Regions from separate parts of the Mus musculus genome. Here regions 1 and 3 are each linked to region 2. A link is a loop called in an ENCODE intact Hi-C map of the cell type or tissue named here. Cell type or tissue: heart. All regions are shown on one strand. Each heading gives the region's core, and the rest is flanking DNA. Links, peaks and the distances in the headings are about the cores only. Region 1 overlaps Ngly1 (N-glycanase 1). Region 2 holds the start of Top2b (topoisomerase (DNA) II beta). Region 3 holds the start of Ngly1 (N-glycanase 1).

Region 1 (10,533 bases), core at 1,630-9,629, 52 kb before region 2:
TTGGGCAGCAAGAGCAGATACTATCATGCATAGCTAGTGCAGCATAGTGAGAAAGGGCCTCTTATAGAACATCTCTTCTCATACAGACACAGAGTAAGAGAATAGAGTGAGATTCTTACAGTCAGGCCTGAGTAAGGGGGTTGAGCTACAGAAAACCCAGGTAGAGATGTGAGTTTCATGACACATAAGGAAGTTTGGCTGTGACAGGGATATACTGGAAACAGCCAGTAGACCTGAGCACCTTAAGCTATGACTGTTTCAAGTGAGAAGGGGTGGTTCACTGGAAAGGCAGACCTGTATGTCACTTCCACGGCCCTTGGTGGTGGCTGAGCTGTGTCATGTTCTTTGAGAGCCTGTGGCATCACTGTCATCAGAAGCGTGTTTTAAAATACTGACTTGAGGAGATGAGTCAGTGGGGCAGTTATTTGGAAGGACAGTCATGTTCAGCATTGTCTTTCTCGGTGCTTGCTTTAAGTAATAAACCTCTAAACAGATTATACTTTAGGGGACATATGTATTATAATAGCTTTTTATATGCACAAAAAGATGCCATAGGATATATTGCTAATAGCAAGAAAAATTATAGTATTAAGCATCTTTTTAGTGGGGAAATTTTCATTTTTAATTACCCTTTGTTCAAAGTATTCTGCAATGATAAGACTCTCATTTTCTACATTATTTAATTTCTTCTGAAAGTTCCTCCCACTTGCCCCAAATTTTCTAGGTTTATTTGGCCCGAAAAGAAGGATCATCTTTTGCTTATATTTCCTGGAAGTTTGAATGTGGGTCAGCTGGTCTAAAAGTAGATACTGTTTCCATCCGCACAAGTAGCCAAAGCTTTGAGTCTGGATCAGTGAGGTGGAAACTGCGATCTGAGACAGCTCAAGTCAACCTGCTGGGAGGTAGGTCCAACTACAGTGTTCACAGGAAGTGACCATTTGCCTGACACTCAGGGCTGTATGCATTTCATTGAGGTGTACTGAAGAGTTACTCATATAACTATATTAAAATTCATTTCATCTCATTTTGTATTAGACAGGCTGGTGTGTGTGTGTGTGTGTGTGAGTGTGTGTGTGTGTGTGGTGAAAAAATTCAGGAAGAAAAATAACCTCTTTGTTACAAAGAATATATTTCTTCTATAAAGAAAAATACCTGTTTTTAAGAGGGGATTTTAAACTCTATCAGTCCTATAAGAGGTACATTTGAAACTTCTCCTCGTTTTTCAAACTACCAAAACTCAATTGTAAATTCTTTTTTTCCCTCCAACAGATAAAAATCTACGTTCCTATAATGATTTTTCTGGTGCCACAGAGGTTACATTAGAAGCAGAGTTAAGCAGAGGAGATGGAGACGTTGCTTGGCAACATACCCAACTGTTTAGACAAAGCTTAAATGACAGTGGAGAAAATGGCTTGGAAATAATTATAACGTTCAATGACCTCTGAAAGCCTGAACTTCAGGGAAATGCTGGCTACAATCACCGACCCGCCATGGCCTCCAGTAGTGTATTAGCTCAGTGTGTATCTAGTTGGCAGTTCACCATCCTGTGCAACAGGTTTCTTTTGCTGGCTGTACATCATGTAATCCTCATTAAAGTATATCTTCATAGTGTGGACCATAAGAAATCTTCAATTAAATGCTAACTTCTGCCTGTGATTAGAATTTGGCATAAAATATTTGGCATAAAGTAACTGTATGAAATTCTAATCTAAACACTGTTACTAAAGTTGTAAGTGAAAATGATGGTATTCATGATTAAATGCTGTTCATGAATGTGATACAATCTAGGGCTACTAGTTACTTAACATTTTCTGATTAGATTTTTCCAAACATTCTCAATTTTGAATAACTGTCAAAGTCAAGTATCTTATGTCATATGATGCATGAAGGTTTTTATCATTGTAAATATCTGGACAGTTAAAAAATAAAATGGATTATTTTTGCTTTATGCCTTTTCAGTGCTTACCTTGCCTAAAAATTGGCTTTCCTGGGTATGAGGAATATTGAAAACTACCTCAGTATATACTGGTTTTTCAGACATTTATTACTAACAGTTTATTTAAAGATACTTTGCAAGTTCCATAATGCATGGGAACTTGGGTATTCTTTACCTTTGAATTATAAGATACCTCATTGAATAAAATATTCTTGGCTTTGAAACTGTCTTGTATGAGAAGATTAAGTGATGTGACTGAAATCTAAAACCATTAAGCAGAAAGCAGATACTGTTTGAGACATGCTGTGATATACTATAGAGTAGGTCACTATAGTTTAAGCTGCGTGAATCTGTTTCTAGCTATAGGATTTAATACCAAATCAATAAAAATACTGGAATCTTATAGAGTGAAAGAGTAGCAATTGTCTCTAAACCTCATCTCTCCCATTTAAAACCAGCATCTTTAGGTGTTTACCAGTAAATAGTAGGCCAACTTTTGAGAAGTGCTCCCTTCCTAAAAAGTTGTATTTCGCTTTTCCTCATAAATATTTTCTACCATGACACACAAAAGAATAGATAAACTGAATAAAGGATGATCAAGAAAGAATACAAAGCTATGCTTGGCTACATGAGACCCTGTCTCAAAAATAAACCTACCTTGTTTAATTTTTCAAGTAGCTTATGTAGCTGAACTTTTATGTCTTAAGTATCAATATTCAGGAAGTCTCAAACTTCAAATTATTTGTAGCAGCATAAATGGTCAGGCACTTTACAAAACACTAAGTGCCTCTGAATGACAGAGCCCTAGGGAACATTCACCTTGTCGTGGAATTTTGAGGCCCTTAAGATTAGCTGTAAGCTAGTTTAGGCTTGTCATAGTTTCACCACAAAAACCCTCATCAACAAACAAAGCTAGTCTTGACCCATCCAAACAGTTTCTTAAATGTCACTACAGGCAGGATTCTCTCCCAAGACCATCTTCCTGAAGTGTAAGGCCATAGACTCAGGAGTTTGTGGGTACCATTTTATGGATATTCTAGGATACTCAACAGCAGTGTTTTTAGAACCAGTTAATTCAATATAAGCTATTCTAAATTTGGAGAGTCTATAATAATAGAAGTTTTGGGGTTTTTTTTTTTTTTGGTCTTATTTATGTATAAATTAGGAGATTCAAGCATGCCTTCCTTAAATGCTTTTGAAAGAAATGAAGACTAAGCCACTACAAAGTCCAGCTGATTTATTACACGTGGGTGTTTCCTCTAGATTGGCCACAACTACTTTATCTCATCCCCAATGTATAGATACCAAATTGAAAAGCTAAATGGGAGCTAACTGTACAATGAGATCTTAATTTTCCTTCTTAATTTGCTCTTCCCTCAAAAGCCTATGTAGTTCTGAGATAGAGTCTCTGTAACTCATGCTGGCCTCAAACTGGGGACAATCCTCTTCCCTCAGATTGCCACATGATAGAATTTCAGGGATGAACCACCACACTTGACCTTTATCCCCAAGACTCTAGAAATCTGCAAAGTCTAATTAACAGGAAATTCATAAGTAATCCAGAAAGTTTTGAAAAACTAAATAGCTGCTACTGTAAGGCCTGACAGGGCATGTCACAGAAATGTCACACTATGAGTTGCTACTCCAGCTACCTTATCAGTCTTCAAATGTGTAGTCTTGAAGCAGGCTGATCCAGACTTTGACCTTGCTGCCACTGAGAAGGAGATTACCTAGGGTAGAGCCTTCTGACCTTGATGGCTCTATTTGCTCTTCTCCAAGACTCTGCTTCCTGCTGAGAGGTACTTGAGACATTGTTCCGGAGACACACCCTGTAGATCACCTACGGGCTAGCTCCAGGCACCAAGATTGAGCTGGCAGGGGATGGGCCTACCCTCTTTATAAACACAGACTCTCAGTAAACTTCAGAGGCTTTGAACAGAAAGGTTTGTCTTGGCCTCTTTTCTCACCATCTGATCTCTTTTAGCCCCAGCCTGCCTTTCAGAGGAACCCAGTTCCCGTGGCCGCAGGCAGCTACACAAATGCTTCAATTGGTAAAGTTATTTTAGCTAAAAATTCAAACAAGATAGTCATGAAAATAAAAATTGCTGCCTCCACCCCCAACCCTATACTATTTCCAGAGGTGACCAGCAAGACTACTGATGTGGGATACCCAAGACTTCCTGTGGGCTTCACCTGTGTGCATAGATCAGCTTTCATATCTTTGGGTTTTTTTCTCTATGGATGTGCAGCCTCTCTCTGCTAGCTTTATTAACACTTTTAGAAATCTGTTCATTTCCAGTCATTAATCTCCTCATTTTATACCACACTGTTTTGTAATTTATACTGTCACTTTATTTACAGACTGTTGTTTTCTTTTTATTGCTAGATTTATTGTGTAGAACATCCTTATACATATTTCACATAGAATATATGCAAAGATATGTGCATTTAATATTTTGGTGGCTATACACTTAACAATGGTATTAACGAACAGCAATGTCCTCCCTTTTTTGCAAAAGCTAAATTGCAGTGGTGGCAGCCAGCCAGTGTTCCCTGCCTCTGAAGTCCCTTGTTCCCATTCCACACAAAATTAGAGCAGGCTCTGTGTCCAGTCAGCTGATGAATGTATGCTTGTGATCTTCTGAGGTCCGTCATTAAAGGCCTGCTGACTCTGGAAAGGCTCTCCTCTGTGACTCTGGGATAATCCAGCTAACTCCAGAAAAGGAAGAGATGGCCCTTCACTCTAAAAGCCAGCACTGACTAGCCCTTCCGCAGGGGCTCTGAGGCTGCACTTCCTGAGAGTGTGCTGCACAGGTCAGAGCTGTGCCACTCAGGACCAGCACTGCTGCATTCCTAGCATGTGCCGGAGCCTTGAGAATAAGTGGCCTTAAGAGACATGGAACGATTGTTACACAGCAATGGATAACTATGGTAAGTGTGCCATGTTTACGATCCTGCCATATGAAACCCTGGAGATTTACTGTGAGGTCGATTTCTCAGGTGCCACTAGATGCAGGGGCCACTTCAGAGGCCACTTTCCTTAGCTAGTTTTGCTTTCTGCTAATTTCCTGTTTATATATTCTTTTGAGTTCTTCCTTTTTCTTTTTTGAAGATGTAAACCAAGCCTACCTCTCTTCTCACTTCACTATAGTCATTATAAAATCCTGTAAGAGCCTCACCTTGCCTTTCTATTTTGTTTTATTGGGGTTTGAGGCAGTGTTGGTGGTAGCCCAAGCTAGCCTTGAACTCTGGATCCTGCTGCCTAAGCTTTAGAAATTCCAGGAATTTTCTTCTGTAGATCTGTGCCACAACTGTTAGCTTCATAGTTGTCCCAGCTTTCTTCCTCTTTCCGGGCATTGTGTACAATTCACAGTGGTGGCTTGTCTCCAGTATTTTTCAACTGAAACTTTTAAATGAAGATATTTGACATAACATCTGGATTTTGCATGCATGTTAAGAAGTGATATGTGGTGGCTGCTGTAGTCTATCTGTACAGACCCATACCCCAAACAGGAGCAGCTGGCAAAGCCTGTATCTGTACAGGCCTACACCCCCATGTAGGAGCAGCTGGCAAAGCCTGTATCTGTACAGGCCTATACCCCCATGTAGGAGCAGCTGGCAAAGCCTTCTCTAGGACAAGAATCCCTGCAGGCCCCAACCCTCCCTCTGTAAACCCCCAGCTTCAGTGACATCTCGTGCCAGTCACTCTTTTCTAATATATTTGCACCCATGTTCTTAAATATTCTGATTCCGTGTAGATCAAATGTAAAAATCGAAGTCAAACCAATACACTCCACATTTTATTTGATCATGGATTTTTGTACACAGTCCCATATAAGAGTTACCTGCGTAGAAGTGTTCTGCCCTATGAGAATCTTCACTTTATAGCTTTATGTTTATATTTCAGCCATTTAATATAGATTTTTTTTTAAAATGCAAGTTGCTTAAGCAAAGATAGTTAGAAATGCTGAGTAGTTTGTGAAGAGGCAGCTATCCTTAACATTGCAGCAACTTAGGACCCATGAAGAGGTTGCTAAAGCTTCCAGCAATCGTTCTTATCAATACCAAAATAAGAGTCTCTGTGTTAGTTCCTGTCTTTCCTCGGTTTCTTCCAATTGCCTGTGAAACAAATGTACTCAGTTTTTGTTGCTGTCTTTAAAATCAAACTATAAGTGGCTCAGAGTATTTTGAAAAGTGTATTCTTGTTGCACTTTGGGAAACCATCTCTACAGAGCTGGCCAGCTCTCTAGAGCATTCTCAGTTTAAAGAAAATAAATCATCATTAGGCTATGACCATGGTGGCACATAGTTGTAATTCCAGTATCAAGAAACTGAAACAGGACTGAGTGGTCCAGGTCAGTTTGACTACATAGAAAAACCGTATTTTAAAAAAAGGATGGTGAGGTGTCCTGTGCCTTTAATCCCAACACTTGGGAAGCCGAGGCAGGTGGATCTCCATGAGCTTGAGGACAGTCTAGTGTACAGAGTGAGTTTCAGGATTGCCAAAGCTACACAGAGAAACCTTGTCTTGAAAAACCCAAAGGGGAAAAAAAGAAGAAAGTCATTACTATCTTTATTGTTCTTTCCAGATACCTCTGCCATTATTTAATTATCCTACTGTTAAAAACTAATACAAAAAATTGCAAAAATAATAAAACTAAAGATAGTACGGTATGAAACAATGTATTTTCCTCTCAAGAGTATGAAGAACTTGGGACTGGAGAGATGACTCTGTGGTTAAGAGTGCTTCCTGCTGTTTGTCACTCATGAGCATATACCCCCCAAACATAAATGATACAAGAAATCCTTAAGTAATATAAACTTTTGCTTTCATCTACATCTTCTAATGAAAAACAACAGTACCAAGAGCTCCTCAGGACCCTCTTGTTCCCCTCTCCCCTTCTCCAAAGGCACCTCTCATTATTTTCTTGGTACCCAGATAGTTGGGTACCCCCTTCTCCAAAAGCACCTGCCATCAGAAATTTAGAGTTTGTTTATTGTGTGGTCTCTGGCTGTGCAAATAAATACTAAGACACTACTGATCTGCATATGTTTAAGCCTGTGTGCATGGAATGAATTATCATCCTTCTGCAAGCTGATGCTCCAGTCATTTGGTTAGACCTGAAGTTTGTCATCCTCAATGCAGGAGAGACCCTATAATATAAGATCCCCACCTTGATATTTGCTTGCCAATTTATGATTATCAGAAAACACCACAGAGTGGAATCTATCCTCTCTATCAAGTGTGCTTGGGAAGATGAATACCTTCTATTACTTTATAAGTACTGAAGCCATTCCTACTAGGAAAGAGACTTAGCAGGAAGAAAAGGAAGCAGCCTAGCAGCCATAAATAGTATGCTGAAGACGGCTCTTAAATATGACCTAGAGCAGGATGTCCTGTGTGACATCAGTGAGCTTACTATTTGGGAATGATCTAGGCTTTGTGGAAGTGAATGTTTGGAAACAAAGGCATATTTCTCATACTGAATTCCTGGATGGAGAAACACTGTTGTCTGAAATGGTGTGATATCCCTTGCAGATATAAAAGACTTAAGGAACAAAGACAGCCTTTGATTTCCTATTAATAAACATAGCCAGCAAGGATCTCACAATTCCTGTAATCTCAAATTTGAAACTTTAAATGCTGAAGAGGAATAGTGATGGAGAGCTTTGTAGCATGAGTTGTGAGGTAGTGAGTTCCAGAACTTTGTGGCTGAGGAAATGAAGCTGCACTTTTGCTGGGACTCAAGCATCTCACGACACCGACTGTGGAGTGCCTGCCCTCTCCTGCTGGGGGAAGGCCCAGCATTTCCTTAATAAAATGTCTTCTGAAAATAGTAAGAAGCAGAGGAGCTACCCAAAGACCCAGTGAGAACCTAATGTGTGCCCTCCTTTGGGGCATGGAGTCTGCTGTGTAGCCTTGTCTGCCCTGGCACAACTCTCCTGCTGCAGTCTCCCCCTTGGGATTATAGATGTATGCCTACATGCCCTACTCTAAACACCAGACTTCTTCTCTCCAGATAGGTGGGTGTGAGAACCTCAGCCCCTAGTTGCTCAGCACCATTTTTTCTGCTCTCCCTCCTTGTTCCATAGACCCTTGGCTCTAGGTATTCACAGATTTAGAGAAAGGAATGGCTCTTACAACTAGAACCATTCGACACCTGACTTCTCAAATGCTTCACATAATAAACCATGAGTTTTTTTTTTTTAAGTTTATTTATGGAAACTTCATTTTGCTTTGTGAGTGTATGTTAATTGTTTTTCTCAGATTGAATGTATTTAAGCCTTGTTTCCTGATAAAAATATAATTTTTAGTTCCCTCATCACAGAATGAATTACATACTGAGTAAATTATACTTCTATTTATGAAATAATCCCTTCTGTGAACTGTTGGTTTATGTTTTAGTATATTTTACAATGAGAATGCATAAATTGAACCAGGAAGAAAAGAAAATGTATATTTGATATTTCTGCTCCTTCTTTTTTTCTTTTTTTTTTTCTTTTTTCTTCTTTTTTGCTGGTGCCTAGAGCCTGGGATCATTAGACATATCAGACCGTAGGATGAGGATTGCATCCCACCCATAGCACCAGGACTGCTCACCAGAAGGAGGAGGCATTAGAGAGATAGAACTCTGGGCTACACCGGTGATTTTTGTGTCAAAATTCTTAGACTCAGGCTAGTGAATTTATTAAGAAGTCCCTGTCTTGAGTATGTGGGAAGGGAGGGGAGCGAGCACACAAGCAGGTGCATGGTGCCACAGTACAGAACATAGAGCTCAGAGAACAAGTTCAGCTGCTGATCCTTGCCTTCCACCTGCCTGGAGTTTGGATCTCTCTGGTGTGGTCCTGCATATACCAGGGGATGTGACCTGCAAGCATCCGGGAATTCTGTCCCTGCTTGCTGTCTTGCCTCAGGAGTAGTGTTTTTGCATGTGTGTGATGGCACACAAGTTTATGTGTGTTTTGAATATTCAGACTGAGGTACTCACAGCCCAGTGAGCACTCACCCCTCTCAGGCTCTCCCAGATGCTTGGTCCATTTTTTTTTTTCTGGAACTCAGCACATGGCAATTCTCCTGCCTTGGTCTCTGAGAGCTACGATTACAGCCTGGAACTCCTACACCCTGTCTCTGGTGCTTTCCTTTTCTCAAGGAAGAAGTTGTGCTCTCAACAAGCCGGCCATTTCCAGACTAATAGCTAATATTTGGGAGATTACAATGGTTACAGTGATTAAATTTGGTTATTTTTGGTTTCCTCAATAGTTTACCAATGGGCTTTGTCTTTGTCATTTCCCATGGCATTCTGGCTGCCTTTGCTTATTTGTTGGTTTTAATGAAAAAGGTGTAATTCCAGCCTTTTGTAGTTTCTTCTCTCAGACCAAGCTTGCAGAGGAGATAAGAAAGCAGGGACTACTCTTGAGTGCCCGCCCACTTGTCCTTTGCTTGGTTGGTTCATACTCTGTCTGTGGAGCTACTCTGCAGAGACACAAAGTGGGTAGACCCCTAATTTCCATTGACATATTTAGTCAAGAACTCATGCAGGCTAAATATGTCAGTAATTTGATTGGTTTCCTCTTTTGTTTGTGCCAGATTTCCTACGACAAAATAATAAATGGCAAGAAAAGAAAATACTTTTTAAAAAATTCAGTATTTTAAAAAATACCTAGAACAGTTCTGAGATGATGTCACTAGCAGCCCAGTTTCCTGTATTAGCAACACCTGGAGATGTCACCTTTATGCTCTGCCAACACCAGGGTGCTGTATGCCTTCCTCTCTTCTCTCCTGCTAGGCCTGGATGCCTTCCTATGCTGTGTGCTATAGAACCCTAATAAGCCACTCAGTCTCCGTGCAGCACCAAGATCACAGTGGGAGCGTGTAAGCAGAAAGTTTGAGGCCTTAAAAAAAAATTTTTTTTATTAAATGTTTGTGAATTTCCCATCATGCACCGCAATCCCACTCATCTCCCCGTCCCTTTGTATATGCTCTCCACTCTTGCAACCTCCCCCACACCAAAAGAAAACAAAAAATAAAAACAGAAAAGAAAAAAATCTCTCCATGGAAGCTGCAGTATGTTACAGTGTGTCCCACAGTATACCCCTTTGTCCAAACAAATCTTCACTTGCAAAGGTTCACTGGTTTGAGAGCTCTGGCTTCTGCTACCCCCTCAGTACTGGGTCTTCCCTGGACTCCTTTTGGATTACACTTTTGGGTGAAAGCAGCTGGAGCTTTTGGATGCAATTAGTATAGGGATGCACTTCCTCTTCCCATTGCCTTTTCACTCTAGTGTAAAGATGAATACACTGAGACTAGGAGAGGGCATCCCTCACCCATGGCAGATATGCTTGGCCTTGCAGGATGGCGGTGACTTTGCAAGGACATGTGACTGTAAACCTTTTTACCCCCATCTTTTATTCCCCAGAGCTCTTAGAGCTGCCAGAGGTTGTGAAAGACAGTGGTTGTCATGAGTGGGCCCCTATCTCCTATAACTTGCCAGTGGAGGCAGCACTTCCGTGTAGCAGCTGTACTTTGATCAGATGTAGTCAACACTGCTTAGGAAAGAAAGGTCTTAAAGACAAGGCTAAACCCCAGCTTTCTGTAA
Region 2 (10,533 bases), core at 911-8,910:
ATGCACTCAGCTTTAATGCTTTACATCTTTACTGGGTTAGAGAATGAACACCATTTTTGGTTCTTGAGTGAAAGAAAGCTTTCTTTGCTTTTTTCTTTTTTATTCTGTCATGTATTACAACTGGACCACAGTTTGTTCTCCCTTCTCTCTTCCCAGTCCTTCTCCTCCATTTCCCCTCTTCCCCCAAAACACTCCTCCTCCATTTCCCTTCAGGAAAGAGCACGCCTCCCAGTGATATCAACCAATCATGGCATATCAAGTTACCATAAGACCAGGGACCTCCCCTTATATTAAGCTGGAAGAGGCAACCCAGTAGGAGGAAAATCATCCCAAAAGCAGGCAAAAATGTCAGAGACACCCCCTCCACTACCACTGTTGGGTGTCCCACAAGAAGAAATAAGGTAAGGGTTGTAGGGGGAAGAGGGGGACACAACAAGAAAACCTACAGGATCACCTAACCTGGGCCCACAGGAATTCACAGAGACTGAACCAACAGCCAGAGAACCTGCATGGGTCTGACTCAGGATCTCTGCTTACGATACACTTACTGAACAGTATTCTTGATGGAAACTCTGTGGTCAAATTTTGAGCAACTGGTTTTATTATAAAAAGTCTTTCAGCAGTTGGGATTTACCTAATTGTCACAAATGTCTGCTTTAAAATATTCATTTGCTCATTTAATTTTGTGTACTGAATTAAAAAAAAAAACTATGTATACAATTGTTTTGCCTGTGTGTATATCTGTGCACCATTTGTGTGCCTTGTGCTCAAGAAGGCCAGAGAGGCCATTGGATCCTTTGGACTAGAGTTACAAAAAAGTCTTGAGCTATTACGTGGGTATTGGGAACTGAACCAGGGTCCTCTGGAGGAGGAACAAGTTCTTTTAACCTCTGAGCCATCTCTCCAGCCCCTAGGTTAGTAACAATAATTAGAAAAGTTTATTTACACTTATAAAGCCAATGACTTTTAAACAGTGCATCAGAGGGAGATGAATTTTACTAATTAACTATTTGGATTTTGGGTTCAAAATTTGAAGCTTAAGAGTTTTTAAAATGATGTTTTAAAAAGAAGACAAGAGCTGAATATGGTGGTTATTCGTGGAATCCCAGCGATTGGGAGCCTGAGATAAAGGATCAAGGGTTCAAGGTCAGCCTAAGCTACAGCAAGACCTCTCAAAATCAGAGAAAGGGACAGCTTGGCTTTTATATAAGCATACATACATTTATCTGTAAAATTCCCAACCTTTAAAATCATCTGTTTTCTAACATGAAGTATTTGGGTACTTAGGGATGTAAAGTCACAATACATAAATGAGTATAAGTCCCCAGGTAAGAAGGCCCGATGATGGACTTGGGAAAGCTGGTAACATGACTGTGGTGCTTTAGAGTCAGGGGCGCAGCCCAGCTTAGATCCTGCCTAGCGCTTTATAAGCTTTAACACTAGATTCAAAGTAAAGAAAGGTTTTGGTGTTCTTAGTCAGAATCCCCAAATAAACTGAAATTCCACGGTCTCCAGAGAGCTAATTAAGAACTACATTGAAATGATTTCCGTGTTTCAGAGCTCCCCACTTGGATTCAGAATGCAGCAGCGATTGAGAGGTGTGACCCCAAAGTTTCCCTTAAGGGAAGCACTCAGCTGCCGGAGAGACTCAAGGAAATACTTTCACAGAAAGTTGTTAGCTCTAGCTGGGTAAAGTTCTTCGGTGTGGTGTCCTCCTGTTAGTCACTCTTGGAAGATTGACGTCGGAGGAGGCTGTTGTCCCTTTAAACCCATTGCCACGCCTGACAGAGCATGGCTGGGAGTATGCCCAAAGAGAACTTGTTGAATGCAATTCCATTTACAGGCTGGGTGAAGTCAAGAGCTCTTCCATCTGCCAAAAGCTTTGGCGTTGCAAATTTTATTCTTAGAAAGCTTCCACACGAAAAAAGTCTATTTCATGATGTGTACCTGAAAGCTGAGAAGTGACAGGGACCTGTCTGCATTGTTGGGAGGAAAGGTCTGTAGCCAGAAAAGGGAGTCCTGACCCGTTCGCATTCCTTCCCGGGAACGTTCTCTGGGCACTCTTAGCACCCCAAGTTCCCTAACTGGTGGCACTGAAGACCGCTTGCCCTGTTTAGGGGCAAGGCAGAGAGACGGTCGGTCGGGGGTCGGGCGGATGCAGCAGCAACCTGGGGCCTGAGCGCGGGGTCCGGCTGCTCTAGGCGGCGCACGGTCCCGTCTGCAGTTCGCTAGCTCCCTCCGGGGCCCAGTCCCTGGGGGCGGCTAGGGCTTCCTGCCTCCCTGCCCCCAACCCTCCCCCCCCCCCCCCCCGCTCCCGCTCCCCCCGCGGCCTCGCGGCAAGTCTGCAGGACACAGTCCGGAGGTTTCCACAGCCCTTGTCCCAGGACTCCCGGCTCCTTTGGATGCCCCGGAATGACTCTTGACAGCCGCCTGCTCTCCCTTCTGACGGAAACCCCATTCACTCGCCTCGCTCTCCCTTACACTCTCTCTCAGACACAAACAAAAAACCCAAGTCTGCCTCTCAGTTGCTACCCGCAATGACGTTTTCCCCTCGGGTCCCGCCCCCCTAGGGGCCTGAAATTTTGGGATTGGTCGAAGTACTGTAGTGACAAGGCTGTGATTGGACGATCCATGGTTGACTGACAGCCGGTGACCACCGCACCCTCCCCCTCCCGGAGCGCGCCTGTGTGTGCCGTGTTATGCCGGACTAAAGGGAGGCCACCACGGCGGCTCTGTTTATTGTCCCTCTTGGACTGTGCTCCGGAGGACCGGTTCAGACGCCGCTTGGGCGGTTTTGAGGCAGTGGCGGCCTTTGAGGCTGCGGCGACCGCGGCGAGGACTCTGCGGCTTCGGTGGCTTGAGGAGAAGCAGCGGCTCATTCCTGTCAGGGCTCTGGCTCGCGAGTCCTAGCCGGCCCGCTTCAACCTCGTCCCTCATCCGCGATCCCAATCGCCCGCGTGGGTCCCGGAAGGCCGCGCCGCATCGCCAGCCCTTCCTAGTCCTCGACCACTCTGTAGGCCCGGGCGCCGCGCTCGAGTTTGAGGGCGGCGGGCAGCGCGGCCTCCTCAGCGGCTCGGGCCCGCGATGGGGCGCGGCTAGGAGTGCTGCGCGCAGCGGTCAGTGCGAGCGGCGGGCCCGGCGTCCCCGGAGCGCGAGCAGCCCCTGGCCTGCACGGGAGGCGCTGCCATGGCCAAGTCCAGCCTCGCGGGCTCTGACGGGGCGCTGACCTGGGTGGTGAGTGCGGCGCGGGCGGGCGCATTGTTCGTGGGCCGCGGGCGACGCGGGCGGGGTGAGAGCGTGGTGCGGCGGGCGCCCTGTCAGGCTGCAGTCGGGGCCTAGCCCCGTGTGCCCTTTCTCTCTGCTTTCGCCTCCACCAAGGCTCAGGCTGCTGAACAATGCTCACCGGAAACTTCAGGGTGCACACCGAGAGTGGGGGGACCGCGATAATGCGAGCCTCCGGGCCAACCCTCCATAAGTGCAGCACCAGAAAATAGTGCCCGGTATGCTACGGCTTCCGGCGGCCTGTCCCAGAGGAATGTGCACTTGAATGGTCACTGCGGGTTGCGCCTCCCCAGAAAAGGCTCATTCCGCAGAGAGGGTATTTGGGACGACTTTGACAGCAGGCTAGAGACCGCCCGCGGGATTAAAAGAAGAGTTTACTTACGTCAGCCTCCCGTGTACACCGTGTGGGGGCCCAGGGGTGTCCCTCGGAGGTGAGGGGGTGCTTAAGCCTGAACTTGGAGGATTGCAGAGCTCAGTTCCTGGAGGGAGGTGGACTTAGCAAGTGCAGCGGGAGCAGTTGGAACGCGGCTCCCAGGACAGATCGATAACTCCAGCATTTCACTTACTCAGCACTGAGTTCAGACCAGGGTCATTTCCCAAACAAAACACCGGACTTAGTAGATGAGGCCAGCAGCTTGGACAGAAAATTTACACATTTCAGGGACTTTAACACATCCCTTCCAGAGGATCCTAGTTCCCCGCCTTTTGAACACACTAAGGAACTTTGGTATTGGTTGGCATTTTTGTTCCTTGTTTTCTTTGTTTGGTTGAGGTTTCGATGAGGCTGGGGTAGCAGTCGTTTCTATCGACAAGTGTTGTTTATAAAAAGGATGTTTCTATGAAGAGCAGAAAAACAGTTTCAGCATTTGCAGGGCCTCGAGAAGATACTTTACAGTGTAACTTGCCAGGTACTTATCTTCAAATCTCCAGACATACGTACTTCTAGACAGTATAGAAGGCGAGCGTGGAGAAGAAAAGTTAGATAGTAAGGTAGTGGATAAGTGTCCATGAAAAGAATGATTGAAATTACTGTCCCTTATCGGATACTAAAACTAAACATCTGAACATGTGTGATCATATGCCAGTGTCACTGGTAATTGTGAAGCACTGACATCTGAGAAGTTTGTCTGTAACTTGGTTCCACAATGGCAAATATTTCTTTTTAAGATTTATTTATGTATATGAGTGCTTTTGTCTACATGTACTTCACACACCAGAAGACAGCATCAGAAAATTGTGACCGTCCATATGGGTGCTGGGAATTGAACTCAGGACCTTTAGAAGTGCAGTGAGTGCTCTTAACCACTGAACTATCTCTCTAGTTCCCCCTCCCCTCTTTTGGCAAATATTTTTACGTTGTTATTTTATGTGTATGGGTGTTTTGCCTGCTTGTGCAACACTTAAGTGTCTGGTGCCTAGGCAAGGAAGACCAGAAGAGGGCATCTATATTGTGGAACTGCAGCCACCCAGATCCTCTGGAACCCAGTTCCTCTGGAAGAGCAGCTAGTGCATCTCTCAAATTCTGTCACCATAGCAAACATTTTGTGACACAGTTGGATTGTTTTTAATTCATGGTAGCAATATTTTAATTTGCTGTTATTAACTTTATAAACAATTTAATGGGCACCTTTCCTTTTAAGATCAATGGGGAAACTTTAATTTACATACAAAATTGAGCAAAATTTGTAGAGTTTCATTCAAAATTAGAAAAAATCTATTTGAAACTAAAATAGTCACATTGACTAAATCTACTATAAACTAGATTATGGGAATTACAGTAAAATAGAATTTGATCTTAAATAATATTTCTTGTTGAATTAGGTTATTGAAAAGACAATCACATTAGAAGTCCTCTTTCAGGTTTGTGCTTGCTTTATGTTTCTAGAGCGAGCATCTTTATGTCTGTAATAAAGCTTACAGGTTGCTTTAAATTCTTGTGCATTTGTGTATGAGAGGAGAGAGTGTATATATGCACATTTTCCTACCTAGATGGGTTTTGAACTTATGATCCTCCTTCCTTAGCTTCATGAGTGCTAAGATTACACATGTGAGCCATCACACAGGGCCTGGCTGGTTTTCTTTACTGGAAGATGTTACAGTGAGTTGATGTGGGCTTTGACATAGGCTCATATTCTGTCTGCAATACATATTGCAGGTGAGACTTTTTTTCAGAGAGCTTAAATCTTTTTTTTTATTTTTTTATTTTTTTTTGATTTTACATAAGATTATTTAGCTAGGTGAAAAGTTAGATTTTCATTGTGGGAGTTTGGGGGCTTACTGCGACAGTGAAGCTAGTCTCATGTTGCCATCTGTTTGTGAATAGTAATACAAAACTGGAGTTAATCCACCTACCTTATGTTAGCCAAGGAGTTGCTGTACTACCTTCAGTCTGTGTGTTGATACTCTCTTGTGATGAAAGATTACCTTTTAGTGTCAGACACAATGCAATAGAGGGGTTCTTAACACTACTTTTTGCTTATAATGATTAATTTGATTTGATTTTGGTTTTTAGTATCCTAACTGAAATTAGAAAAATGTAGTGTAACTATTTAAAATTAAATACACACTAAATTTAAAGCAGTCAAGTTTCTTGAATTTTTAGCTTGTAAGACTTGGTTAGTAGAAGATACTAATTTTTTAATCAGGTTGTAGCAAATTTTTGAGAAAACACTAGGCTATAAATTAATGACATATTTTTTCAAATGAATACTCTGGATTGTAGATTAATATAGTGGGAGAACATGGTATGGGTTAGAGGAAGAAAAAGAAAGGGAGGAAACAATGTAATTCTATTTTAACTAAAAATAAAATAAGCTATATAAAGTGACAAAATATTTAAAAACATGATAGCCAGAATTGTATACTTTTTTATCTATTATCAGGCTTCAGTAAAATTCATCTCAGGGTTACCTACCTTTACTTTACAATGTTTTTATGTGAAAGTTTTTGTCTTTAAACGATATAGTCACAACATTATAGTTTCTTTAAAAAATATATAATAGTATATCACATATTTATATTTTTGCCATGAATTTTTTAAAAAAGATTTATTTGTTGTATGTGAGTACACTGCCACTGCCTTCAGACACACCAGAAGAGGGCATCCATTACAGATGGCATCCATTACAGATGGTTGTGAGCCACTATGTGGTTGCTGGGAATTGAGCTCAGGATGTCTGGAAGAGCAGTCAGTGCCCTTACCTGCTGAGCCCCTGCTGTGGATATTTTAAACATATATTTAAAACATAATTGAGATTATAATTGCATCATTTCTCCTTTCCTTTTCCTCCCACCAAACTTTCCCATGTACTACCCCTGGCTCTATTTCAAATCCATAGTCGTTTTTCTTTAATTGTTGTTACATATATATGTGTGTGTATTAGTATTCCTAAATATATAAATACAACCTGCTCAATCCATATAATGCTACTTGTGTATATATGTTTTCAGGGCTGTTGGGCATTGGCTATCTGGTTGGTGTGCTCTTCCCTTGGGAAAACTATTTCCACTATCCTCAGCATTCTTGAGTTGCCTGTAGTTGTTTCTCTAGGGCGGAGGCTTCCTGATCTCGCCATCTTCACAATTAGCTAACATGTCTATTCATGTCAGCCTCGTTCAGGTCATGTTTAGGCAGCCCGGTTGGTAGGACTTCATGGAGATAGCTTCTGAGAGTCCTAGGAGACACAATATCACAGCAAGTTTCTTGTTTCTCTGGCTCTTAACAGTCTTTCTGTCCTCCCTTTTACAGTGATTCCTGAGCCATAGGTTTAGGAGTTGTGTTGTAGATGAATCAGTTTTAACTGAGCTCCACAATCCTACACTTTGCTCAGTTATGGTTTTCTGTCTGCATTTTTCTTTAAAAATGATTGCATTTATTGATTGTATGTGTTTGTGCATGTGTATAGGTGCACAAATCACAGTGAATATATGGACGGCAGAGGTCAGCTTTGGGCATGTTTTTTTTTTCCTTCTGCCTTCATGGGAAGTGCTTTTAACTACTGGGCTATCTTGTTGGCCTGTATTGTGGATATTAGTAATTTTTTTAAAAAGTCACTGTCTTAGTCAGGGTTTCTATTCCTGCACAAACATCTTGACCAAGAAGCCATTGGGGAGGAAAGGGTTTATTCAGCTTACATTTCTACACTGCTGTTATCACCAAAGAAAGTCAGGACTAGAACTCAAGCAGGTCAGGAAGCAGGAGCTGATGAAGAGCCATGGAGGGATGTTCCTTACTGGCTTGCTTTTCTTGGCTTGCTCAGCCTGCTCTCTTATAGAACCAAGACTACCAGCCCAGAGATGGTTCCACCCACCACCCACGAGGGGCCTTTCCCCCTTGATCACTAATTGAGAAAATGCCTTACAGCTGGATCTTGTGGCGGCATCTCCCCAGCTGAAGCTCCTTTCTCTGTGATAACTCCAGCCTGTGTCAAGTTGACACCAAAAACCAGCCAGTACAATTGACCCCTTGTCAACTTTACATACAAACACATCACTAATAAGCCTCAACCCTTACGTTCTTATTCATCCCCAAGATCTTAAATACTTTAAAAGTCCCACAGTCTTTACATATTAAAAGTTCAATCCTTTTAAAATGTCCGATATCTTTTAAAATTCAAAGTCTCTTAACTGTGGGCTCCACTAAAATACTTTCTTCTTCAAGAGGGAAAAATATCAGGGCACAGTCACAATCAAAAGCAAAAATCAATCTCTAACCATCCAATGTCTGGGATCTAACTCACGATCTTCTGGGCTCCGCCAAGGGCTTGGATCACTTCTCCAGCCATGCCCTTTGTAGCACAAACGTTGTCTTCTAGGCTCCAGCCGCCTGTACTCCACTGCTGTTGTTGTTCTTGGTAGTCATCTCATGGTACTGGCATCTCCAAAATGCTGCTGTCTTTCACTGTAACTTGGCTTCAACAATAGCCTCTCATAGGCTCTCTTCATGGTGCCAAGCCTCAACTCCTTTGCGTGACCCCTTCAGTCCTGGGCCATCAATTGCAACTGAGGCTGCACTTTCACCAATGGCCTTCTGTGACCTCTCACAGTGCTGAGCCTCAGCTGTTCTGCATGACCCCTTCATGCCTTCAAAACCAGTACCACCTGGGTAACTCTTACACATTACTAAGTCCAGCCACAGCACAAGGTACAACCATGGCTATCTCTGGAACATAGCCTCTGTGCTCTCAGAAAACACTTCCCAGAAGATGTCACCTCAATGATGCTGGTCTCTCTTAATCACTGCTAATTTCTAAGCTCCAGCTAACCAGCATCAATAGTCCCAGTAATAGAAAAGTTTCACTTTACTAGTTCTGGTATCTTGTTAATCACAGCTGATTCTTCAGCCCCAGCTAACCAGAACCACAGAATCTTCACAATCAAAGTAACAATGGCCCTGAAAAGAGGCTTTAATTTTTCCTCTGAAATTTCACAAGCCAGGCCTCCATCTTCTGCACTGTTCTCAACATTATCTTCCAAGCTCCTATACATCATCCCACAGAGCTCTTAACACCAATTTTCTAGCCCAAAGTTCCAAAGTCCTTTCACAACCCTCCCCAAAACATGGTCAGGTTGTCACAGGAATACCCCACTTCTGGTACCAATTTGTCTTAGTCAGGGTTTTTATTCCTGTACAAACATCATGACCAAGAAGCCATTGGGGAGGAAAGGGTTTATTCAGCTTACATTTCTACACTGCTGTTATCACCAAAGAAAGTCAGGACTGGAACTCAAGCAGGTCAGGAAGCAGGAGCTGATGAAGAACCATGGAGGGATGTTCCTTACTGGCTTGCTTTTCTTGGCTTGCTCAGCCTGCTCTCTTATAGAACCCAAGACTACCAGCCCAGAGATGGTTCCACCCACCACCCACGAGGGGCCCTTTCCCCTTGATCACTAATTGAGAAAATGCCTTACAGCTGGATCTTGTGGCGGCATCTCCCCAGCTGAAGCTCCTTTCTCTGTGATAACTCTACCTTTTGTCAAGTTGACACCCAAAACCAGCCAGTACAGTCACTATATTTAAACACTTTAAATTTTTGTTTTAAAAACTTGAGTTTAGTGGGCCTTTAAGTCTATGTTCATAATCTGTGTGTCCTCTCCATTGAGGTTAGTTACCTATAGTTTCCATACTTGATGATCCCTTTACATTTCATCAGGAATGCCTCTTTCCTCTTGCCTAGTAGTCTATTGATTTAGACTGTTTCTTTGTGTAGCCTTGTCTGTCTTAGAACTAGCTCTGTAGATCAGACTAGCCTCAAACTCACAGAGATCCACCTGCCTCTTCAGATCAAAAAAGCACCAGGACCACCTGGCACCTGGTTAGCAGTCTAAATCAATCAATCAATCAATCAATCAATCATTCAATCAATCAATCTGTCTGTCTGTCTGACTAATGTATGAGTGCTCTGTCTGCATGTATACATGTGTGCCAGAGAGGGCATTGGATCTTATTATAGATGGTTATAAGCTACCATGTGGTTGCTGGGAATTGAACTCAGGACCTCTGGAAGAGCAGCCAGGGCTCTTAACCACTGAGCCATCTCGAGCCCCAGCAGTCTAAATCTTAAGTGCTTTTATGGCTACCTTAAGAGTCTCACTAAACTTATTTTTCAGATTATGCTCTTTTTATTTATATTTTTGGTTTATGCTGTTTTTAAATCAAACTTTTGTTACTCTATCTAAAACATATGCCCTTCTAGGGAATATTTATGTATGATAGTTTTGTCTTAACAATAACATAAACTTATCAATTCAGAGACCATATCTTTTCCTTTTTTATATCTTTTGTTATGTTTAGCAAAAGTCTGGTTATATATTCCACCTTCAGTTATGGTTGATGAACTGGGTATTCAAATCCTTCCTTCTGTGGCAATCATTCATCACTTGTAGATAGCACTAAATTCTCCAGTAAGGTAATGTCACAGTATTTAGAAGTACTTTTTGTAAATTGAATAGAAGTATGCTTGGTCACCTGTAGTCTCAAGTCTGTTAAACACTTAGATGGTGAGAGTTCCATTCTAAGTACACTTTTAAAAGCAACCCTCTTGTGCATCTTTGTAAAACCTCACTACAAATGGAACCCCTGTTTTAAACAAACACTTTTATTTTTCCTAGTTATCATTAGGGAAACAGGAAGTAGAAAATAGATCAGTAGGGCATGTGGCAGAGACAGTTGTGGGCTGTGAATTGGGTTAAGTCTTAACCATCATTCTTTACCACAGTCTTCCTCTAAAACATTAAAAGCAAAACAACTTC
Region 3 (10,533 bases), core at 1,701-9,700, 120 kb before region 2:
TGTCTACTCTGTCTAAAATGTTTAAGAAAATTCAACTTGTTCCTGATCCAGTAGCTCACCATTTGCTTAGTATGATCTCCCTGCAGTGAAAATTGTGCTGTTTCCTCCAGTACCTTTTGGCAATTTGTTTTACATACAAATTTCTGATCTCAAAAGGCATTGGGGTATGTGGACTGTGGAAGGTTAGCTGAAAGGGGAACTCTGTCTATGCAGCCATGGAGAAGTCATGTCATCATCCATGCTGCAGTGAAACTTTCTGGCCGTGCAGATGCCCTAGGCACTTACTCCTGTAAGGAACCCTTCACCCATGCTCTGAAGTAAGCTGAATAAACTTAGAGTGCCCTAAGTCGGACCTGGGGATTTTGCTTTGATTTATTGTTGTTGCTTTATAAAGAGGCTGGGTATTTGTTTACATCTTCCCAGGGAAAGAATTGTTCTCAAAACAATGCACCCACATAAAACGTGATATAACAAGACCATAATGTATATTTATATTTCTCTCTGTGATCATTTTACTTCCATCTGGAAAGGGTTAAGAAGTTTTTAAAATCATAATAACAGCTATATGTGAATTATTACCGTATTGTTTGCTAAAATATCATGGTGTATTCATGAATACAAATCTTCAACTTGGTTTTGCTTATCATTGCCTCCTCTTATTATTTCTCTGGTTCAAAGCTTTATTTCCAAATACAGTTCTCAATTAAATAAACTTTCTATCCAAACAATTAAACTTCTGTTTGTAATATTATTTTAGCACAAAGGAGACCAAGGTCAGTGCTATCTCATTAAGTCATGAAATGCTTCAAAGAAGTGGACCTAGACTTCAATCTGTAAACTGGGTGAATACATGTGTAGTAACTGAGGGGAAGGCAAGCATTTCAACAGACAGTAGTACAATACGGACAAAACACCAGGACTTTGGGGCCAGTGCCAAATTTGAGAAGCTGGACTTAGTAGATAAAGTTATCTTCCACTAAGCTTTATAGCTTGATAACCTGAATTCCATCTCTCTCTCTCTCTCTCTCTCTCTCTCTCTCTCTCTTTCTCTCTCTCTCTCTCTGTGTGTGTGTGTGTGTGTGTGTGTGTGTGTGTGTGTATTTTGGTTTGGGTTTTTTTTTTTTGTCATTGTTGTTATTGTTGTTGTTCTTTGCTCTGGTTTTTTCTTTTTCCAAGACAGGTTTTACTGTGTAGCCCTGGCTGTCCTGGAACTCACTCTGTAGACCAGGCTGGCCTCAGTGTCACAGAGATCCATCTGCCCCTGCCTCCAAGGGTCGGGATTAAAGGTGTGCATCATCACGGCTCAGCCATTGAGGCTTGCAACCATTTCCAGAACTCTTAACAGTGGAAGGAAAAAAACCAACTCCCAGAAATTGTCCTTTGATCTCCAAATGCCATGGCAAGGGCATGTGTATGCACTTGCTACACACACACACACACACACACACACACACACAAATAAAAATGAGGTGTGGGAGAAATGGCTCAGAGGCAAAGGGATATTTCCAGAAGGTTATGGCGACAGCATATCAGCAGACAGCAAGCATGGTGGCTATAGGAAGAAATGGAAAGTTCACATCCTTTACCACAAGCATGAAGCCAAGAGAGCAAACAAAGGTGTTTTCTCTACTACTTTCAGTGACATACTTCTTCCAGCAAGATGTGCCACCTAACTATTCCCAAACTGAACTACTGACTGGAAACCATGAGTTCAAATACTAGAGCCTGTAGGAAATATTTCCATTCAAACCACCACACTCTACTCCCCGGTCTTCATAGATGCCCTGGAGTCTTTCACAGTCTTAATACTGTTTAAAAGCCCAAAGTCTCTTCTAAGATGCAAAGCATCACAGAATTCAACCTTCAGTAAAATAAAAAGGCAAATCACATATTTCCAATATATGGCACAGATTGCCATCCCAAAAGGTCCAAGTGGGGAATAAGAACATAATGGACCAAACTATGACTAGAATCCAGCAGGACAAAACACCAAATCCTGTAGCTTCGTGTCTTCTGTTAAGGGCTCCACACCTCCAGCTTTCCTGCCAGTAGCCTGCATCTCTCTCTTAGGCTGGTCCTTCTCTATTGACCTCCTTGGCAGCTTTCTCATAGCGTTGATATCTCCAACATCTTGTGGTCTCCACTGGAACCCAAGCTTCCCTTTCACAGCTCTACAAAATGGCCTATCATGACTCTTATTCTCTCAGTATCTTCATGCAGAGAATTCCATACCACATGTTGCCTGGCCTCAGAGGCTCTCAGAAGCCACAGAGGTAGGATCTGTGACACTTCATTCTTGTATCCTTCAAGTCTAAACCTGGCACTGTGGCTGCCAGCCAGGGATGGGGTCACTTGAATCACATTAGCAGCAATACTTTTTCATTCAGTAACTTTCTGGGATCAGAAAAGACTTTAGGCTATTGTACAAGCTGGAAGTTTTGCTGAGTGAGGTCTTGGCTAGAGAGTACCCTTTACCTTTGTTCCAGTACAAGGCAAACTTCTCAACTATGTGAAACATCTTCTCTCTAGCACATGCCTTGGCTGTAGTGTTAAGCTCCCTAGATCTCCTTTTCTCTACAAACAGTACAATTTATCTTGTTTTCTAGCCCAAGTCTTCCCAAAGCCTTCTATAAATATTCCCCTAGCCCCACAAAATAAAACCACATGGTCAAGTTCATCCCAGCAATATCCCACTCTCTTAGTACTCGTTTCTGTCAGTCAGGAGTTTGCATGTTGGTACTCCTTTTCCCTGAACTGGGAGTAATCCAGGGAAATGAGCCCCTACCAATCCCAGTTGTAGATATGATAGCTGCCCAACATAAGAGGGCAGTTCAGGTCATGCCACTCTTGGTCGCTTTAGAAATAGCAGCTGGTACTAGAATTGCAGGAATAACGACTTCCATAACACAATATGATAAATTTACTTCCAAGCTCAGCACAAGTTTTCAAAAAATATCTGAAACCATGCTTACCCTAGTTTTCTATTGCTGTGATAAAACACCACAACCAAGGCAACTTATAAAACCATTTACTTTGGCTTATGGGTACAAAGGTTAGAGTGCGTGATGGCAGAACTGCATGGCAGCAGGCATGGCAGCCAGAGAAGGAAATTGAATACTCACATCCTTTACCACAAGCACAAGCAGAGGGAGTAACCTGGACATAGGGCAGGAGCATGTACTCTCAAAACCTAACTGCCTCCCATAATGCACTTTTCCTAACAAGGCTGCAGCAGCTGGCCTGCCTGTATCCTTTATATACTGGGATTACAAGGATCAGTCAACACTCACAGCAAATAGCTGGGAATACAGCATTTGAAGTTGGGCCACAAACATAATTATTACTTTGTTATGGACCAGAAAAAAAAATGCTAGTAGTTAGCCACTGAAAAATTTAAACAACAGCTAATAACATACTTTGTTGAACATAATATTCTCTTTCTAAGACTTATTCTTTCAAAGTCTCATAGATATACAATGTTCTTTGGCCACAGTCCATCCATTATCTCTCTTCCATCACCTTTGCCCTCCCCTTTAACCCCCCTTTCCCTCATCTGCCTCCTTCTTTCATGTCTTTGGTGGTGGTGGTAGTAGTGATATATGTATGTATGTATGTATGTATGTATGTATGTATGTATGTATGTATGTATATTTGATTCTCCTGCCTCTACCTTCCAAGTTTTGGGATTTGCCAACATGCCTAGCTGAAAACAATATTCTTGAAGTTGGTCTACAAACCTAAGTGCTAAAAATGTAGGTATATTTTACAGATGAATATTCAGAAGTTCTTGAAAATTCTCCGAAGAAATTGCCCAGAAACATTAAAAAACAACAGATAATAAAGTGTCAAACGAGGTCACATAAGTAAATATCTTTAAAACACAAAGCCAACAAGTACCTGCTACGTGCTAGTGATTCATATATGTAATTCCAGCTATTCAAGGTGAGTGGAGCATGGAAAACTCCTGACTACAAATCAAGGTCAAGTGCACTCTTAGTGGCATTTCAACATTAAAAAGTAATAAAAAAAAGCCAGGTAGTGGTAGACAAGCCTTTAATTCCAGTACTCAGGAGGCAGTGATCAGGTGGATCTGAGTTCAAGCTGATCTATAGCTGGAGTTCCACTTTACCCAGAACTATGCAGAGAAACCCTCTTCTGAAGAAGAAAAAGAAGTAATGAGGACTGAGTATGAAGCTCAGTGCTGGAGCCAATTTCCAGGGTTGATGTCAGTGACAAGGGCATCAGCTAAGGAGGTTAGTGATTCCCTTTCTAAGATAAATTAAGGATACTGGTAAGGGATATGCCAGTATGAGTCAAAGGATACAATGTGTATATAAACTTTATTTACTTGTTTGTTCCTCATTTTATTCTATTATTGTATATGGGTTTTATGCGAGTATCCATAGGACACTCCCAAAATGCTCCTTGCATCAGAATCATACCTTGTGAGCAACAACTGAGTTTTCATCAACAGAATTCGGAAAATACACAAATCAGAAACCCAGAAGAGTTCTGAGCTATGCTCTGTTTTTGAAGCCGGACACTAGTAACCAAAGGGCAAGACTGCAGTAAATTCCCGTGTGAGCCCAGCCTAGGCCACAGACCATGATCACTTTCCCTTCCCCATAACCGCCCCCACCCCACCCCACCCCCCAAAAAAAAGACATAACAAAAACTTGCTCGGTCTTCTGGAGTCTTTTCTTCCACAAAAGACTTTTATCTACCGTAAAAAGAAGGCTGTGCAATTATCTCTGGGACCCTACCCGACACAAGCAGCCACCACAGCTCGAGATCTACTCCACTGGCTCGGCCCCTTGTACCCCGTACCCCAACGTTCGCAACCGGCCTCTCCGCGGCTCGCCCCGCCCCTAGCCCCTCCCGGAACGCCCCGCCCCTCGGCTCCTCGCCCCGCCCTCTGGCCGCAGGCCTCTGCGGCGGCCTAGGCGCTCCTCAGCGCCTGCTCAGTGCGGGCCGCGGTGCGCGAGGTGGCGAAGGCCGCGGCGCAGCCATGGCGTCGGCCACACTGGGCAGCTCGTCGAGCTCTGCGTCCCCGGCCGTGGCCGAGCTATGCCAGAACACCCCGGAGACCTTTCTGGAGGCCTCCAAGCTGCTGCTCACCTACGCCGACAACATCCTGAGGTGCAGCCGGGGCCCTCGAGCCTGAGGGCCGCAGGCGGGCGGGGCCGCGGACACTCGGGCCTGAGGCGGGGCGGGCTGGGCGACGAGGGCCCGCCGAGGCTGTCACTGAGTTTGACAGCTGTGCTGTCCCATCTCGCTGCAGGATCCCGGCGCTGTGGCTCAGCCCGAGTGCCAGTTAAACGTTCACGCCGAGTTTGGCGGTTGACACATTTATAGTTTAAGTTACGAACTTTGTGTCAAGTCACCTTTGTACTGAGTGCAGCACTTTCCACAACTGGCTGGGAGTTTGAGTCAGCACCTCCCATGGCCGCTCCGGTCAAAGAGTGTGGGGAAGGGATGCGGAGGGGCAGACAGTGGAGGTCACTTCAGTTGAGCCCCTGGGCGCTGGCTCTTACAAACACACCGACCCGAAGTCTGTAGGAATTCTTAGTTTAAAGGCTGTACAGTTCATGCGGACCAGCTTTAGAGAGTTAGTTGTTAGAGACATTGAGGTGTTGTCCTGTACCCCAAACTGGCATGGAACTTGATCTGTACCCCAGAACTCATGCCAGTCACGACCTACCAAAAGCTGAGATTACAGGTGTGTGCCACCACAACCATAATTCTTCATTTAGGTGACATTAGTGATATTTAAAATATATTTGAAAAGGGAATATAATGTGATTCTATGCCAGATGTTATGCAGCATTTGGGCTTGCACATAATTGTGACTTGTGTGAAGATGGCCTTCCTCCTTTATGACACCTCAGCTTAACCCTGAGATCTCACAGCACCTCAGAGTACAAGGTGTCTGAAAGAACTCATAAGCTTGATTCTCCAGAGCCCACAGCTGGCGTTTCATACTGAATTGTTTAAGTCTTCAACCTCCCACCCCCATACATAAGAGAAGGATGGATTTGTAAAGACATTTCGATTCTGTTAGTACAATGAAACCAAAGATGCTAAGATCAGAGTACTTTGAAAGATAGCTTTGCATGCAGACAGTTATTTCGGATCATGACCATCATTATGAATATTTACTAAATTTCTTAAAGAAACTGGTTCATTTTACAGCCTTTACTGTGGCTTACATTTCTGATCTTGGAGTTTTTGTTTTATAAAGGAAATTAGAGCAGTTTGTAAGAGAAATGATTCAGGTTGATGTGAGAAAATGCTCCTTTAGTTTGTTTTCAACAAGTGTCCTTGTGTTCTTAGAATTCAAGGTCTGGCTTGGTTGGGAGATGATATCCTGCTTCTTCATGTCCAAATCCAGTGACTTCTTAACTCTTAAGGAAAAGCTCCATGTCTTCCTGGTCCCTGACCGCACATTATAATTATACTTCTGTAATTTGGTAGAGAAAATCAGGTTCCTCTTTGCATTGCTATTTTCTTTTAAACCCACTAGTGCCATAGTGGAGGCACTATTGAAGGCATATTGTCCCAGCATCTCATTTGCCTCAGTATCAGAACAATTTATAGAATGGATATGCAAATAAAAATGCATTAGCTTGTTTTGAAGTAGATACTTGTCACTGAAATCTACAATGAAATAATACTCTTAAATTTCTGCTTGAATATTTATCATATCCTAACAGTAATAAATCTAAATAAGCTCCAAAAGAAATGTGTGCTAATTTGTATGCAAAAGCTGCCACCCATTTTAGATAAGATGAGCTTACTATGGACTTTATCAAGAGCAAAACAAAGCAACTCTGTATTAGTTTTCCTGACATCACAGGTGAGCTGCTTAGCTAATTTGATTCATGAACCAGAGTTTGGTTTAGAACTTTTCATGTACCTAAGAATAATGTTGAACTTCTTATCCTCCTACCTACACCTCTAAGTTACAGGTGTGGGCTACCACAATTGCTGTTATGAGCTGCCACAGATTGAGCCAGGGCTCAATGAATGGGAGGCAAGCACTCTACCATCTAAATGGATCCCCTGTCCCTAGTTCATTTATTCTTTAATATAAATATTTGATATTGTACTGTTTTGTTTACAAAGCACACATAGTGTTTGACTATTAACTGTACTGAGTGAAGAACCAAGAATCAAACATAGTTTCTTTGTTCAAATAATATAAATGTATTTGGGAGAAGAAAGGTTTGAAAAACAGCTACAGTGTAACATCAAAGAACAATTCCAAGACAGTGTTAATGTCTCTGTCTTTATATTTTTATGTTAGGAGGTAGTAGGGAGACCAAACATGAGACATTTAGTGAAGGGATAGGCAAAGGTGACTCACAGTTTCTACAGTGGAGTTTCCGGGAGGAAACCATTAGAAGAAACAGGCATTGATTATGAAGTCACTGCATAATCATAACAATAAACCCAATGGAATGGAGAAAGAGAATTTTCAATGACAATGCAAGAAGTAATAGAAGACAAAAAACTTCTAATTTTTAATGTAGGTTGCCACTGACACGTAGAGAAATTGAGTGTAATTGAAAGTTGGTGAGTCTGCTGGCAGCTTGTGTGGTGGTATATGTATAAACATTTTAACCAGAGCAGTAAGTTTCAATTTTAGTCAACTATTTTAAGTGTCATTATAGGCAATTTACATATAATTTCCAAGTTTAAGTTTACCTTATAAAAGGAAGAAAAATACTCTATTCTAGGACTACCCAACATAAATGACCTGGCACATATATCGCAACTACTGAGGTGGTTGCTATTATTATTATTTCTATTAAATTAGGTGAAAAGTTTGGTGGAGTGTTTGACTGTTTGTTCTTTGAAATTTCATGTCTGTAGCCCATTGTTTATTCTTCATCTCTTTCCCTGTCACCATCCCCTCTAGTGTACAAATTCCTCCCACATGCAATTATTTTTGTAATGTTTTGTCTTGTGCCCTACAGTGGGGGTTTTGTGGTTTTTTTGGTGTTTGAGAATTGTTTTTTGTTATTGAAACAGTTCCGTCGTTTGGCATATTGGGATTATAGGTATACACTACTGTACCTTGATAAGTAGTCAGTGTTTGCTCAAAAGAAAAGTGGATGCTAGAGGAGGGGCCAGTGGTAGTTCTGTATCCTTCCTAAGGCAGAGCTGTTTCAGAAAAAGTGGGAGGGAGAATGTGACTTTCCGTAACTAATTCAAATACAAAGGCAAATATTATTTTTCTGAAAATTAAATAGTTTGGTAGATAACTATGAGAGTAAAACACCAAAAAAGACAAAAATATTTTCAAAGATAAAGTTGAGCACAGTACAAGAAATTCTGCTGCCTTCTCAAGATTCTATCCTTTTAACATCATGAAAAACTACATATTCAGAAAAATTTCCCAAGAAAAGATACAAGATAATTGCTAAAAAGTGAAGTAAATATTACAACTTACAAAAGTATTTAATAGGTAACAGAGATGGATGGGGGAAGCATCAAAGCATGACAACAAAAACAAAAAACTGTACAGAGAAAATTAAGTTGATAGAGAATCAAGCAAAATTCAATTCAATGCCCAGGATACCATAGAAAGGCAGGGCTGACTTTGGGCTTAGTCTATGCTTGAACTCAAGCAAGTCTGCTTAGCATTTTTAATTTAAAAATGGGTTAAACATTCATAGCAACTAAGATCTGAAACAAGGGGATTGTGAGTTTGAGGTGAAACAAGCCAAAGGAAGATAGAGAGGGACCTGGGAACTGGGTATGCCCGTCTCTGCTGGGCTTTGCTATGGCATGACAGAGCCCAGTAAGCAGCATGCAGCGGCCATGGAGAGCCTGAGAAGCTGTGAGGTGGGCAGCACATCTTCAGCTTTAACTGGGTATGCCATGGGGATAGCTGATGTGCATCATGACAAGTCATCTGTGGTTAGCATTGACACATGCTAGGCTCATTTTGTACTTTAGATTTTGTTTAAGTGGTGTCTCAGGGAAAACAGGGATGTTGAGTATTCTGTGGTGCATAGGGAGTCTCCCCTCAGCTGTGGTCTACATTTCATGGGGGTCAAGACTGAGAAACTCTGCCCCTAATACATAGTAAATGTAGAGAAGGTAAACACTCCCAAGCTGCCAGCAATCAATGCTTGCTTCTGAAATCATTGGTGAAAAGATTTTTTTTAATTTCCACTTTTTTGTGGACCTACAAATTTTATAGAACACAGTGAAAATCTCATAGTATTATCAAGTTATTATAAAAGTTATTGAACACACAGTATTGGAATTGTTGTGGGAAGGAGTTTGTAGACCAACACTAACGTATGACAGTTAAACAGTAATATTTAGAGCTTTGTCTTTGAATATTTGTGGTTTTGTTTTATTTTATTACTGTCATGGTTTGTATATACTTGGACTAGGGAGTGGCACCATTTATTGGTGTGGCCTTGTTGGAATAGGTGTGACCTAGTCGGAGTAGGTGTGTCACTGTGGGTGTGGGCTTAAGACCCTCACCCTAGTTGCCTGGAAGTCAGTCTTCCACTGGCAGCCTTTAGATGAAGACATAGAACTCTCAACTCTCAGCTCAGCCTGTGCCAGGCCTGCCTGGATGCTGCCATGCTCCCACCTTGATGATAATGGACTGAACCTCTGAACCTGTAAGGCAGCCCCAATTAAATGTTGTTTTTTTTATAAGACTTTCCTTGGTCACAGTGTGTGTCTGTTCACAGCAGTAAAACCCTAAGACAATTACCTTATTTCCTTTCCAAAAACATTTTAAAACAAGGTAGAAACTTACAGTAAAGACAGTCCTTGGTACAGGGAGGAAAGGAAGCTAAGTGACCACTAAGGTTCATTATGCTGGAAGCAAAGCTTTTCAGCTGTTTCAACTCACAAATGCTTCTTAATCACAGTCGTTGTACCCTGAGCACCATTATAGATGACAGGACCCCTCAGAGCAAGCAGACACAGTGCTACCCTCTGTCTGGGGCGACTTCTAGAAACTTAAAAGACTAAAAAAGTACTTACCTGTAACAGCCACACAGTTTCCTATGGCAACAATGATACTGTCATCCATGAAGTTGGACAGCACAAGTACTCAGTGGTACTGAAGTACACGAATCATGACGTGTGAATGATCGTCTCGACTGCTCATTCCTTATAGTTGGGATTTATACTACCATGTGTAGAAGGACAGCTGAGAGGAAAGGTGAAAGAAACATATATAAACTCTTAAAAAGATGAGTGGTGGTATATTGCCCATTATGTTATCTTTTTTTCTTTTTTTTAATCAGAAACCCCAGTGATGAAAAATACAGATCCATCCGTATTGGGAACACAGCGTTTTCTACTAGACTCTTGCCTGTCAGAGGAGCTGTTGAGTGTTTATTTGAAATGGGCTTTGAAGAGGTAAGTATTTGAAAGGTCCCCTCCCCATTCTTTATGTGCAAAGCAAACAGTACTGACTGTGAATAGTTGTTTGAATGACATTTTTTTAATATATTTTTTTAAGATCTATTTATTTAGTGTATATGAGTACACATT

The links. Peaks named below come from ENCODE experiments on the same cell type or tissue, not always from the same donor. Only the 100,000 strongest peaks of a DNase experiment are listed, where the experiment ranks them.
Region 1: a loop joins it to region 2, with 4 times the contacts of the local background. A loop is called at or near these places in 11 of 42 quality-filtered maps.
Region 3: it touches region 2 in a loop (4-fold over the local background); 34 of 42 quality-filtered maps call a loop at or near these places.

Annotation. Positions count from the first base shown.
Region 1 is chr14:16,309,590-16,320,122 of GRCm38, forward strand. Ngly1 (N-glycanase 1) reads left to right here. Exons shown (of 12, transcript NM_021504.3): 11 at 725-902; 12 at 1,270-2,337. The coding sequence ends at 1,445. Among named protein-coding and RNA genes, the nearest start is that of Top2b, 50 kb to the right of the region's middle. In heart, for the core only: no CTCF peak of the experiment used is centred there; no DNase peak of the experiment used is centred there; H3K27ac peaks cover 377 bases.
Region 2 is chr14:16,362,493-16,373,025 of GRCm38, forward strand. Top2b (topoisomerase (DNA) II beta) reads left to right here and starts at 2,714. Exons shown (of 36, transcript NM_009409.2): 1 at 2,714-3,234. The coding sequence starts at 3,187. In heart, for the core only: CTCF peaks have their summits at 2,189 and 4,693 (motif pointing right); DNase peaks (open chromatin) are centred at 1,789, 2,579, 3,219 and 3,429; H3K4me3 peaks cover 3,657 bases; H3K27ac peaks cover 2,633 bases.
Region 3 is chr14:16,244,359-16,254,891 of GRCm38, forward strand. Ngly1 (N-glycanase 1) reads left to right here and starts at 4,956. Exons shown (of 12, transcript NM_021504.3): 1 at 4,956-5,139; 2 at 10,284-10,398. The coding sequence starts at 5,009. It also overlaps a transcript of Oxsm not described here. In heart, for the core only: no CTCF peak of the experiment used is centred there; a DNase peak (open chromatin) is centred at 4,953; H3K4me3 peaks cover 1,763 bases; H3K27ac peaks cover 1,441 bases.